Regions from separate parts of the Mus musculus genome. Here region 2 is linked to region 1. Evidence: chromatin loops called from intact Hi-C (ENCODE). Cell type or tissue: heart. All regions are shown on one strand. Links, peaks and the distances in the headings refer to the core of each region. The heading gives the core; the rest is flanking DNA. Region 1 overlaps Sdccag8 (serologically defined colon cancer antigen 8). Region 2 overlaps Akt3 (thymoma viral proto-oncogene 3).

Evidence for each region. A loop is a pair of places that touch in the nucleus more often than their neighbours do. Peaks named below come from ENCODE experiments on the same cell type or tissue, not always from the same donor. Only the 100,000 strongest peaks of a DNase experiment are listed, where the experiment ranks them.
Region 2: a loop joins it to region 1, with 2.0 times the contacts of the local background. A loop is called at or near these places in 3 of 42 quality-filtered maps.

Annotation. Positions count from the first base shown.
Region 1 is chr1:177,011,450-177,017,805 of GRCm38, forward strand. It overlaps Sdccag8 (serologically defined colon cancer antigen 8), which reads left to right. Exons shown (of 18, transcript NM_029756.3): 17 at 440-566. Among named protein-coding and RNA genes, the nearest start is that of Gm15423, 74 kb to the left of the region's middle. In heart, for the core only: no CTCF peak of the experiment used is centred there; DNase peaks (open chromatin) are centred at 3,002 and 3,592; H3K27ac peaks cover 1,078 bases.
Region 2 is chr1:177,186,436-177,192,791 of GRCm38, forward strand. All of the region lies in intron 1 of Akt3 (thymoma viral proto-oncogene 3), which reads right to left. Among named protein-coding and RNA genes, the nearest start is that of Akt3, 59 kb to the right of the region's middle. In heart, for the core only: a CTCF peak has its summit at 2,550 (motif pointing left); no DNase peak of the experiment used is centred there.

The DNA of each region.
Region 1 (6,356 bases), core at 1,091-6,090:
CCTGTTTGAAGGCTTTGTTCCCAGTCCCCAGTGCTACGTGAAGGTGCTGGAACTTTAAGAGGAGCCTAGTAGGAGGAAGTTGGGTTATTAGGGGTTTGATCTTGAATTTAGTCCTGAGACATTGGCTTCCTCTCTCCATATCCTATCCTCCTTGCTGTGAGGACTTTCTTTACCACAAATGCCTAAACAAGGAACACGGCCTTGCCACAGACCCAAGCAAAGTGCTACAGCTAAGGAGTCAGGGGCTCAATGTAGTTAGCCAGTCACGGGCAGAAACTCATGAACACATAAGCCAAAGTAAGCCATTTCTTCCCCAAGTATTTTGTCATAGCATTGGAACGTCAACACATATAACCGATGGAGCTAACACCTGTCACTGTCCTCTCTGCTCTCCGAAGCAACCAGCTCTCAGAACTCATCTCAGATTCCTTTTCTGCAGACTCAGGCAGCTGGATAAGCACGGCCAGGCTACAGCGCAGCAGCTGGTGCAGTTGCTTAACAAGCAGAATCAGCTTCTCCTGGAGCGACAGAACCTGTCTGAGGAAGTGGCCCGGCTGCGAGCGCAGGTAGGGTGGGAACCTGTCTGAGGAAGTGGCCCGGCTGCGAGCGCAGGTAGGGTGGGAACACACACAGGGACCTCTGTGGGCCAGGCTGAGGGCAGCCGTGGGCCGTGTGGGAGCACGAAAAGCCCACTATAGCTCAAGGGGGCCCAGGGCTGCATGGCAACACAGATTCTCTCCTTCCCCCTTTCTAGGCTGCAGTGTCACAGGCCCAAATCCCTAAGAATCACATAGGTCAGGTCATAAGCTGGGAGAGTTATGCCAAGCATCAGACTCAGGCACATGGATCAACCCAGGCATACCAGAGGCAGCCACACCATGCAGGAACACTGGTGGGGAAGACTAGCGGGAAAGAGGAAGAGCAGTGCTCAGGCCCAACATGTGGAGGAGGCAGCTGTGAACTACTACTGAGGACTGAAGGACTTTAACAGTAGAAGAAAGGGGTGCTCGAAGATGGGAAGGTCTCATGAGAGTAATCAGATGACTTAGCCCAAATAAGTATCTATCTAAAATATGTGCTCACTCTGTCCAGTTAAGCAAGCCAGCAAGGCTGATATTATTGTCTCCATTTTGCAGATAGGGAAACTGAGGCTCAAACAAGCATATTCAGCTAGCAAATAGGGGCACAGCAAATGGAACCTAAGTCTGACTCCAGAGCCCAAGCTGTCCCCATTCAGGTTAGATAATGGCGGAAAAGAGCCCAGGTAAGTTGGACGGGTGGCACAAACTACTGTTCTTCTCAGCAACTTCTCCTCACATCAGAGAGGCTCTGGGGGTTTTGCCCCATTAAGCAATCTGTGAAGATAAGGATGTATACGGGTGCTTGCAGTGGTTAGTGGGGAAGCCTCTGGAAGTGAAAGGAAAAAAGACCATTTCTTATTCTCCATTCGAAAGGACCTTGAGCTGACAATCTTGACCTGCCTTGAACTCTGCCTATTCAGTCCTGTAAATTGCTTCAAGTTCACAGTTGTGAAAGATCCAAACTGGACACTGGGCAGAGGGCTCACACAATGGTAGAAGTATGCACTGGAGGGCTAGAGGGCACAGGTCAGCAGGGTCTGACAATACACTGACCACTATCTGGAATGTGTGTAAAACACCCAGTTGTGGTGGCTCCCGACACTCCAGGCATGTCTGGAAGCAGAACCCAGGCACCTCCATTTATACGCTATTGGGGTAATTTGTAAAGACAGAAAGAACCTCTTAGTTTGGAATTGTAGCCAGAAACAACTCCGTTTGAAAACCTTGGCCAAGGCATCCATGGCTCTCCTGAGCTTCTGTCCTCATCTGCTGCATGAGAATTAAGAGAACTGGGCATGTTAGGGTAGTGGTTTGCTCAGTGGGATCTTAGGAACTTGGTAGCCTGAAGTGCCCCATACTTGAGGTCACTCTCTCCCCTTCCTGAGAAGTTCCCATGGAGCCAGCAGTGACACCACCATCTCTACTGTGCTCAGGGCTCAGTGCAGAGTCCATCTCCTAGAGGAGGAACTGGATTTTGGTCATAACCCAGGTCTGTGGGCAGGTCCAAGGGAGATTTGGTTCATCAAAGTCCAAAGTCACCAGAGCCACCTTTGGTAACTAGGCTATTGTGACATATGATGGACTGGGATCTATGGCATGGTGAGCTTTGCCTTTGGACTAATCACCACCCTTTTTTTATGGCACACACAGATCTTAACATGGAACACGTATTTTTAGAAGCCTTTTCCTGAGTTTTAAAAGCTTGAGAATTTCCAAATTCACTGCACTTAAAAGAATATTGCAGGAAAAAGGTCTTCCTTTGCCAGTGGCAACACAAATGACTTGTCTACCCCTTGCTGTCTGGAGCATCTCTGATGGGGCTTTTTTATATTGAAATTCTACCCTGCGTGTTATTTTAAGATGACCACGGCGAAAGAAATTTGGCAGAGGTAATGGCTCCCTGTTGCAAATGCTGGGAGCAGTTGGAGGTTTTGCAAGCTCTTTGCACAGTCTCTAACCCAGTCCACTCTGGCACAAGTGTTACACTGGTCTCCATGTGCTGGCACTTGGTGGCCTGGGACTAATGTGAATCATTTTTTTGCCCAAAATAAACCTGAATTGTAAACTGATTTTTAAATGTGGAATCCTTGAAGTAAGCAAGTCAAAGTTTGACTGACTGTATGTATCTGGTTGGGGAAGAGGCTCCTCAGCGCTATGGAGGGAAAGGCTGTGCTCTGACCTGTCTCCACCTGGACTTCTGGGCATCTGAGGCTTATAGATGCCTTTGTGTCCAGTGTGGCAGTGGTGTGGCTGAAGGCCTCCATTTTCTCTGCCTGGATGAATTAAGCATAATAGCTTAATTTTGCATGTCAAACTCTGAAAATCTCTGTCTGCTCAGAACGCAAAAGAGAGTGGGTATTTTCTGACCCAGACAGCTGCTTGGGAGCTTAGTCACGTCCTTCAGATTGGCTCTATTTCCTAAGCCCTGGCCTGCTCAGAGAAAGAATGGTGGCCTCCAACAGGAAATGCCTTGTTTCTAAGCCTTGATTATTCTAAATGGCTTCTGTTTAGATTTGAGTCACACACAGTCTCTTGCCCATGAAGGGAACCTGTCCTGGTTGTAAGTGACTATGTACCAATGCCACTTTGGGCTGGAGAGCTTACACAGCTGCCATGTGGTAGGAAAGTGACTATGCAGGGTGCAGGGTAATCCTCCAGCTGGTTTATAGTATGCTCCTTCCTCAGGATTGACTAAAAATGGTGGCTTTCCTAACTTCTTCACTTACACTGGAAGGATGTGGACATGACCGTGCTGTCTTGGTCTTACCCTGGCGGTAGCCCTCTCAGCCTGACTCTGATATGAGAGCTGGACTAGATCCCTGTTCTCTCTCCTTGCCTGACTTGCCAGAGATGCCATAGTGGTAGTGTGGAGGTGGCTTGTGGGTAAGGACCATGGGGCCCAGGGGCAAGGCTTGACTGGGCAAAGCTTGGAGCAGAGTTGGGGTCAGAAGCCTAAACCCAAAGAGTAACATCTGGCCAGGAAGGGTGGGGCCAGCTGGCGAGGAAATTGTGGATTCTGTTCCTGGGGAGGATGGGTCTAGGAGAGGGAAGAGAACAGAAACGCTCTGTCCAGTGGGAGGGCTGTTTCTTCCATCAAGATGGGCTTGAGTTACTTACTGGGTAATGACTCTGGTTTCAGCTGCCTGGCATCCTGCAATAGCTGTCACCCTGAGCAGCCTGCCTGTTCAGTCCTCAGCATTCAGTCTGGGGAGGGATTCCCTTTGAGTCCCTTCTTATGAATCACTCACAGTTTAGAAAACAGAGTCGGAAGCTGCCGTGTCAGTGGTTAATCAGTTGGCCCTATGACTTTTAAGCATTCTTGGCAGAGAATGTACTTTCTAATTTGATTTAAAGTTGTGCAAGGATCGAGCAGCCATATGTGATTATATTCAAGATCATCGACATTATCTCATTACATCCAAGGACTCATTGAATAGAGTTGAAAATAAGCATGAGAGGCAAATCCTAGGGAGGGGTGGAGAGGCCTGCTTGTGAGTAGAAGCACACACAGGATTGAGTCTGGAGATGGGCAGCTCAAGTGAGGGTAGCCCAGACCCACTGGCTGGTGGGGAGTGGAGAGACAAAGTGGGGATCTAGAGATGGTCACTCTTATCTTGTCCTTTCTAGAGCCCAGGGGCTTTGCCTAGCTGACTTCAGGGCCCACACACAGTTAACTACCTGCAAGACAGATGGTGTCTTATGAATGGAACAGAAAATAGACTAAATAAAATAATTTACAAAGCCTCCTCCTGAACCAGGATTTTTTGGAAAGAATTCTAAATAGATGAAAACAAACAATTTGATTTCAACCAAATTGTTGTTTTTTTGTTTTTATCCTGATTTTCACCCGAATTGTCAGTCTCAAAAATAAACACTGATACATTCCCAGAAAATATTTTTCAAATAAAAACTGACTCTGTTAAAGTTTGCCCTGATTCTTTCAAAACTGTGTACAAGACACTGTCAACCAAAGTGACTTGCATATTTTTTTAAATCAACTTGAACATATGCAGCTACGATGTCATTAACTCCCTGCTGCTGGGTGTTTTTAGAGAATGACATAAGACCCTGGGCTGCATTTCTAACATAATCACGGGGAAGTCATGGGGACCTCCCCAAGCAGCTGAAACAGCACACAGCTTAGCAGTTCATCTAGGCGCCTTGTTTGCCACTAATACTGAGGAGCACACTAGACTTCACCTAAGAGGCCTGTTCTAAGAGCTCCCTTTGTCCAAGGCTGTGTACTTCCAGAGTAGGCATGGTGGGTAAAAAATGTTGAATTTTACATTGCTTCAGATGCATTGCTCCTCTTTCTGCTTTCTGAGTTAGACATTATATTTTGCAATATAAATTCACAATCAAGTTTTTAAAGGGAGCTAAATATTTTAATCCAATTAGACAAGTGAACAAAACACTGAATATTACATGCAGTGGAGATAAGTGGTTCTTGCCTTTAAAAGACTGCAATTCCGTCACATTACAACCCCAAATGTCAATGTTGTCTTCATTTGTAACACTTTCAAACACAAGGCAGCCAGAGGCTCCACTCTGCTGGTAGTGACACTGTCTGTCCTTTGGGAATTCTTAAAATTTATTTCCCATGGAAATATGATTCACATAAAACAAATACCTGCCCCTTTGCAGAGAAAGTGGTTGGGAGCCAAAATAATGACACATGCCGCTGGAGGGGCTCTGGTGATGAGATGCATGCGTAGAAGACACTTTGCAGGTGCTCCTGCAAGAGCATCCGTGTCTCTGGCCCATCCAGAGCTGCCTCCCATCCCTTGAAGTCCTGCTTTGTCTGAGGACAGCCTCTCTGCCCTGTCCACTTTCCCCTGGCTCTGGCTTCTGAAGAGGCAGCAGAGCCAGGCCATCCATGGAAGGGACCACAGCTGTCTTCAAAATCTCAGACAGGTGGTCAGCAAGGAGTCACTTGTTTATGGTGACTTGTGATTTCTGCCTTGCTTCATAGCTGAAAGTGGCCAGAATCTTGGTATTCCTACCAGAAACTCTGGCCTATGTTGGGGAGACTGCTCTAGGGTCTGGTGGGCACTGCTGAGCTTAGTAGCTATTACCACTTGCTAAGCTAGATGTCCTTCATAACCCACTACGGTCTGGAGCACACAGACAGGATACTCTATTCTCCCCATCTGGGTTGGTCATTCTGGATTGCCTCCTATCTTGCCCTTTAGAATGTTGTTATGCCAGCTGCTCAGTTCTTCATGGATATACCACAGCAGGCCTTGAAAATCATGGTAGGATCTGTACCTGGAGGTCACATGCTCTGCATCTTAAGTATAGGTTAGTTCCCATTTGGAGCCCAGGCCAAGTGCCACTGAATTTTGTAGTCACTGTCAATATCATAACAGGATCATGGGGCCACTGGAGAGAAATCATGTCATATTCTCTCAGGCAGATGGAATGATGTAGCCCAACGAAGGAGACATGTATGGGAAAGTGGAGCAGCTGGGTGCATAGAACCAGAAGGGAAGGCAAGCCATGGAAAGGATCTGAGGGCCTGAATGTACCTCTGTCACCTCAGAACAAGCTTGGAAGGACCACCGAGAAAGCCCTTACTCTTAAAAGTAGATGCCTACTGCCAGGGGTATAGGAACAGAGTGTTTGGGGCCCTCACCACATGAGGTAAGGTACACACAGAGAGCCAGAAAGAATGCTGACTTGAGCAGTTGTAGGACAGACACTAAAGGGCAGTCATTAGGAGGCTGAGGTGAGACCAGCCTGAGCCACACAGTGAGGAGTCCAACCTCAGTGGAA
Region 2 (6,356 bases), core at 319-5,318, 170 kb after region 1:
TTAAAAAGAACTAAAGTTAAAATAAATAAATTCAAAGAAAACTTGTCAACCAGTTTGTTAAGTTACTAGGTCAATAATTTCTATTATCTGTATTAGACATATTCTCACTTTTATTCATAGAGAACGAAGTATAAGAGACGAAAAATTCCAAAATTTGAAGTAGTAGGTCAGAGGCAGAAGTGTGGGTTGAACCTCTGGCTTGGGTTTATAGTAAACTACTAGCATACTCTCCATGAAGATGAGGTACCATACCATTTCTGCATATTTGATTTTTTTTTTTTGGACTGTCAACAGTTTGATTTGGTTTTGTAAAAATATGAGAAGTTTATCAGAACAGTGGAGAGGGTGCTCTTTCCCTTGACTGTGTCAGTAAACTTTGTGAATATGCTTAATGTTAAAGTGAAAATGAGCCAGAGAACAGTGACAAAGCAGCATCTGAAATCTCGCCCTGTGTTTTACCTCTGGAGACTTCTTTGTCATGAGGAGTCTGAACATGAGGTGAAGTGAGCCAGTATAGGACAGGAACTATAGCAAGCTGCCATGCTGAGTTAAACAACAATCATCAAAAGGGGCTTCGGGAGTTCACCAGCTGCAAAGTTTTTGTGTTAAGACTATAAGTGCACTGGGAGGATAGGAGGCCCTAAATAATAATGTCAAAGGGGTTTTTACATTCCCAGGAAGCCATTTCAAGCAAGCAAGCAAGCAAGCAAGCAAACAAACAAACAAACAACAAAAAGAAATCTAGATTTGTTCCTAATAAAGGTGAAAGCCCTTAGAGATGAGAGACAGAGGACATAGACAGCTAGTACTATCTAACTCACTGCTCCTGGCACAACAAGGACAAATACTGTAAAAAGGAAGATATAATAGTTTAACTGTAAAATTCTAAAGAAATAAAACGAATACTTTTTCCTTGTTAAAAAAAAAAACAATAACAAAAACGTCATTTTGAAAGTTACATGGCAAGATGAATTTAAGGCTAAAAAGATATTAGAATAATTTCAAGAGTTAATTTAAAAAGCACTTTCACATCTTATTTACCAATACTGAGTATTGATATAGAAAATGCTCTTTTAAAATCAGAATCATAGATTTCATAATGACTGCTTCAACACAATTTTACAGAAGCAGAATTCAGAGCGCTGGTGGGAAAGTTCAACTGGCTTTTGTCCTGTTGCTTTACCATTACACTCTCATAGCTCAACCAGTGCAGCAAGCTCACAGTCAGTCCCAAAGGCAAAATCATCTCCACCAACCCAGAGAAAATGAAGAGCTTAAAGGAGGATATCTCCATAGAGCACAATACTAAACTAGTACCTAGAATTTTGTCCTAACACACAATTTACAATTAAGTTCCTAATCAGCGAGTATAATAAGCAATTTTATGTTGAATATCAAAGGTATCTTCAGTCTATTTTCAGCTCAGTTACTCTAAAGAAGGTATGTTTTTCTTTCCTTGTGTCTTACCAATCTCTGCCACAGAGTCTGTACTTGTGCAAAGGGCTTTCCTGATAAACTAAACCTACTAAAACTTAAGAGAGATAGTATAAGATGCCTTACTTACAACAAGGAATGTTGTTTTGCTAACACACCTAAAAATTATTTAATATAGTAACAGATCACAATTTCTTACGTAACTGTGATATCTTACCAATAAAAAGAGGACTGTAAGGAAACAATGAAATATATCATTAGGTAAATCACAGGCAAAAACCTGTGACAGTTTATTTTCTACCATATACTCTGCAATTCAGCAATTCTAGTAGTGTAAAATAATTTTATAACTACTCTCTATCAAAGGGAAAATATTAATAAGCAGAAAAGAACAACATAAATGTATTTTATAATCTACATAGTGTACCTGAATACTGTTATTCTGGAGATATATTAATACTTGCTTTTGTGTATTTTTATATTTGAAAATAATCATATTGCAAAGCTTTCCAAATAGTTCGAGACTTTGAAAGAAGCAGCTGAAAAAAGTTGTGGGTAGGTGACAAATCTGACATACTTTCTAAACATCACTCCTTTAGTTTTATTAGTGTTTGTTCTACTAGAAAATTGAGAGAATTCAAGTTTTACATTTGCAGGCTTAGTGTCAACATGCTTAATCATGACCACTTACAAATAAACACTTTTGTTAGTACCAATAAACAGCTATTACTCCATGTAAAACCATAAAAAATTTAGCAAACAAATAATTAAATATTGAGAGAAAATATCTTTATAGATTTTCATGCATAATTTTAAACTTTTTAAAGTACACAGGTCAAAAAAATTAATGTGATTAACACAGTAAAACAAAAAAAAAATCAACATAAAGACAGCATTTAATCATACAAAATATCCAGATTTAATGGTTTGCTTTGTTATAAAGACACTATCCTCTCCAAAGCAGCTGTTTGACTAAAACGCCCGCATGAGAAACTGAGTAGAACAGTCCTTACAGGCCACCAGGGGTATCTGCGCACACTGTACTTGTCTGATTTTCAACACCCTGCCTCTTAAGTCCAGGCTGCACTTAACCATATGAGTCAGAGTGACATCTAGTGGTAAATTGGCAACTGGTAGTACATTACTTGCAGATAGAGCAATGTTGTTCATTATGTATTCTACTTTGATATTTTAAGCATTCCTATTTCTTCATGAATTCTAAACTTCTGCTTCATTTTCTCAACACCTCTAGTATTCTGTTTTCTCTTTATTTTTTCAAGCTTTATGTTTTTTTCCATTTATCTAGTTCTGTACAGAATCTAGGATCAACCCATATTTTATAATTTACCTTTTCTTTCACTGTACACATTTTATCATTCTCTGCCCTATTTCATAAACTATTTTCTGTATATTTCTTCTGAAGGTAACTCTATTAAGTCATGAAACCTAAGCCAAATGAGTCTACTGTAATTCATGCAACTCTGGTAAATTGTTTATCATTTCTAGTTGACACAATACAATTATTATCTTCTCCCCCATACTTCATCCTCCTTAACTATTAGGAAACAAGGGCAATGTTTATAAATAAATGTAGGTAACGTCAAGGTTCAAGGTCTCAGCTCACTGTTTGAAAGCCTATTCAGAATACATCTTTGCCTAGATCAAAGGCCATTTCAAGAGCTAGCGCCCTTTCAGGTATCCAGTTTTTTTTTTTTTCTTTCTCTAAATTTACTTGTATCTTTTTTTCTTGAATATTCAAAATTTCCCTCTGTATCTGGATGCCTGCTCCATAATCTATGAACATGTTCAACATGTTTCCACCTCAAAAAATCTCTCTGAACTACTGCAATCTACTTTCTTTCCTCTTACCAAAATCAGTGCAAAGATGAATCTATGCTTTTACCATTTCTTTAATACTCCTTCTTTCTTGAATCACTGACAATTTTCTTTTTATCACTACAATTTAATTGACAATGATTGGTTAGAAGTTACCAATAAACTTATCATTAGTGTTCTCTTTACACTCTTCTCAAATTGAGATGTTTTCTTTCTCTCTTGGCTTTGAAAGTGCACAGTAATTGTTCCTGTTCTTTCTAGCTCCTTTAAGACTCCTCTGCCTTAGCCAGGCGTGGTGGCGCACGCCTTTAATCCCAGCACTCAGGAGGCAGAGGCAAGTGGATCTCTGAGTTCGAGGCCAGCCTGGTCTACAAAGTGAGTTCCAGGACAGCCAGGGCTATACAGAGAAACCCTGTCTCGAAAAACAAAAAAAAAACAAGAAACAAAAAAAGACTCCTCTGCCTTCTCCTTACATAGCCTGAATCAAATATAGTATCCATACATACTTTAGTAAACTACAGGTGATGCCTTTTTTAAAGAAAGTAGCTCATTTAGCGCGTGACACTTAATTTCCCTATCCATTTAGCCCAAATTTATAGTCTGCAAACTTCTTAGTCCTCTTATTACCTTCCCCAAACTCTCCTATACACGCATAGTATTTCAGAAGCAGAGCAAGCCTACTGTCCTTATTTTCCAAATCTTGCTATTCCTTGAAAATCCTGACTTTGAACACACTACTCTCTATAGAGTAGAGACAAGGACAAGGAAACAGCTCAAGCAGTAACAAAGCTGTTTTATGGAATCTCCAGAGGTTATGTGGCCCCAGAAACTTCAGCTCTAGTATTACGTAATAAACTGACTTTGATTAGTCAATCTACAATTCACCCAACCAACCCTTCACTAACTCCAGTGAAGACAGGTGTCTGCTTAGCCTATCACAGTTGAGATGACTTGGTACTGTGTATAGGTCTGAAAAAAAAAACTTTTTGGATGTTTTTTAAAAGATTTAACATGACTGAAGATATCTTTTACCTTAGGTACAATACCAATAATCACTGGTTGACACATTATTAACAGATCTGGAAAATATAAAAACATAAATAACTGAATACATCTAAAATTGAGCATTTATGCAATGAGAGGTAAAGTGTTATGACACAGACATTTTAAAGGTTCTGAAACAACAATTCAACTTTGGTAACCATGAACTGTGCTTTCTAAACAGCTTTGACACTGAAATGAACAGTCTTTTTATTTGATGACACTAAGTAAGACTTTCTTGTGATCGATACTATAAATGTTACAGAAATTTTACACTACCCACATTCCTTATCTAAATTTCATAAAGTGATAGATCTGTTAAATTAATTCCTAAACAATTATTTCTTAAGGATTAATCACTTGCCACATTTTCTAAATATTACCTCAACACAAGTCAGGTTCAGCATTTTCAGCTTTTTAACTTCTCAATAAAACAGTAACCTTTTAAATGTCAGAACCACATTAATTAGTTCATGTTTCTTTAGTTCCCTGATAGCTCCTGGGTAATCTGAAAGCTTTGTTCCACAGCATTATGCACTAAATTGTTGTGAAATTTGAAGACAGTGTCACAAACTTTCACTAAACTCGGTTAACATTTCTAACCATGGTTGGCTAACTTACCTCTATATCTAGGCCTAACAATCAAGGAGGTACTAACTAACCAAGGTGGGACCTTTGGCATTCTTCCTTGTTCCCCAACAGATCCTTCAATATATCTCCTCTTTAAAATTATGTTTTATTTATGCCAGTTTCAAGTTCCTCCTATTTCTTCCACTTTATCATGCTACTTTGGTCAGCCTTAATTTGCCCAAATGCACATACATGTGAAAACTTACTACTCCCTGATCTCAGCAGACAACAAGAATGCAAACTGCTTTAAAGGAATGGGTGAAAAGATAAAAAATAAAATATCTTGCTTAACTTGAATAAATTCAAGAAGATTTATTGAAATGAAAGTCAAGAATACAAAGTAAAACACTGAACTGGAAGGAACTCTACAGAAGCAGACCCAAAAGCAGTAACTTTTCACTTCTGTGCAATTTCTTTCCTTCCCTTTTCCTGGATGTACTGACTCTCAAAAGAGGGAAGTGTTCCCCTGGGGTCCTCCATCCCCTCTGGCTCTAACACTTTCTATGGAGTTCCTTGAGCTCTGAGGGGAAAGATCTGAGGGAGACATGCCATTTAACGTTGTGTGTTTGATTGTTGTTCTTTTGTAAACCAATCTTGTTACGTTAACAAGATTGAACAGAAGTGAATGGTTCCTTGTAGAGCGTATGAATGCTTCGCCATGCAGTCCGACTTCTCAAGAACCCCACTGACTCTGCTGTCCACTCCACAAGCTCCAGCTCTTCAACAGCCAGAGGCTTAGGCAGCTGACTGTGCTATCACAACAGGAATGCTGAGGCACTACAGAGACCCTCTAAAACTAAGATGAAGATGCCACGGGGTTATCAATGTCAGTGTAACAATGAGTCTTCTTATGTCAAAAGCATAACAGTTAATTTACAATTTGTCTTGATTTATTGTCTCTGTACTTATATGTTGTTCTTGACCCTTCCACTTCAGTGGAATTATAGAAATAGACTATGTAGGTCCTTTTGTAAGAATTGCCTTATTTCTGACTATTGTCCAATGGTATTTATTAAAGCTGAAGTCTTACACTATAAAGAAGGTGCTAACCTGTATAGTGTATTATCACTTGCATGACCTTAAAGGGAATAATTTCTTCCATTTCTTCTAACATCAAATATTTAAAGTATATTCAATAAAAAATTTATCTATTTGAATTCCAAATTCATTTGGTTTAAGTTTTATCAAATTTTTAATTATTATAATTAGTAAGAATTACATTAGTTGTTGAATTTATGTATCTGATTTCATTGTACTGTCAAGAGCAATACATGGCCAAGAGTGATGATTTTGCTTTTCACACTCAATGGACAGCTAGCAGTATTTCCATGTATTTTTGTTTCTGCAGCTGGACGAAGGAGGAAACAGAGATATATCAAAGTCTACAAAACAGCCTCCTTATTCTGTTCAAGTGC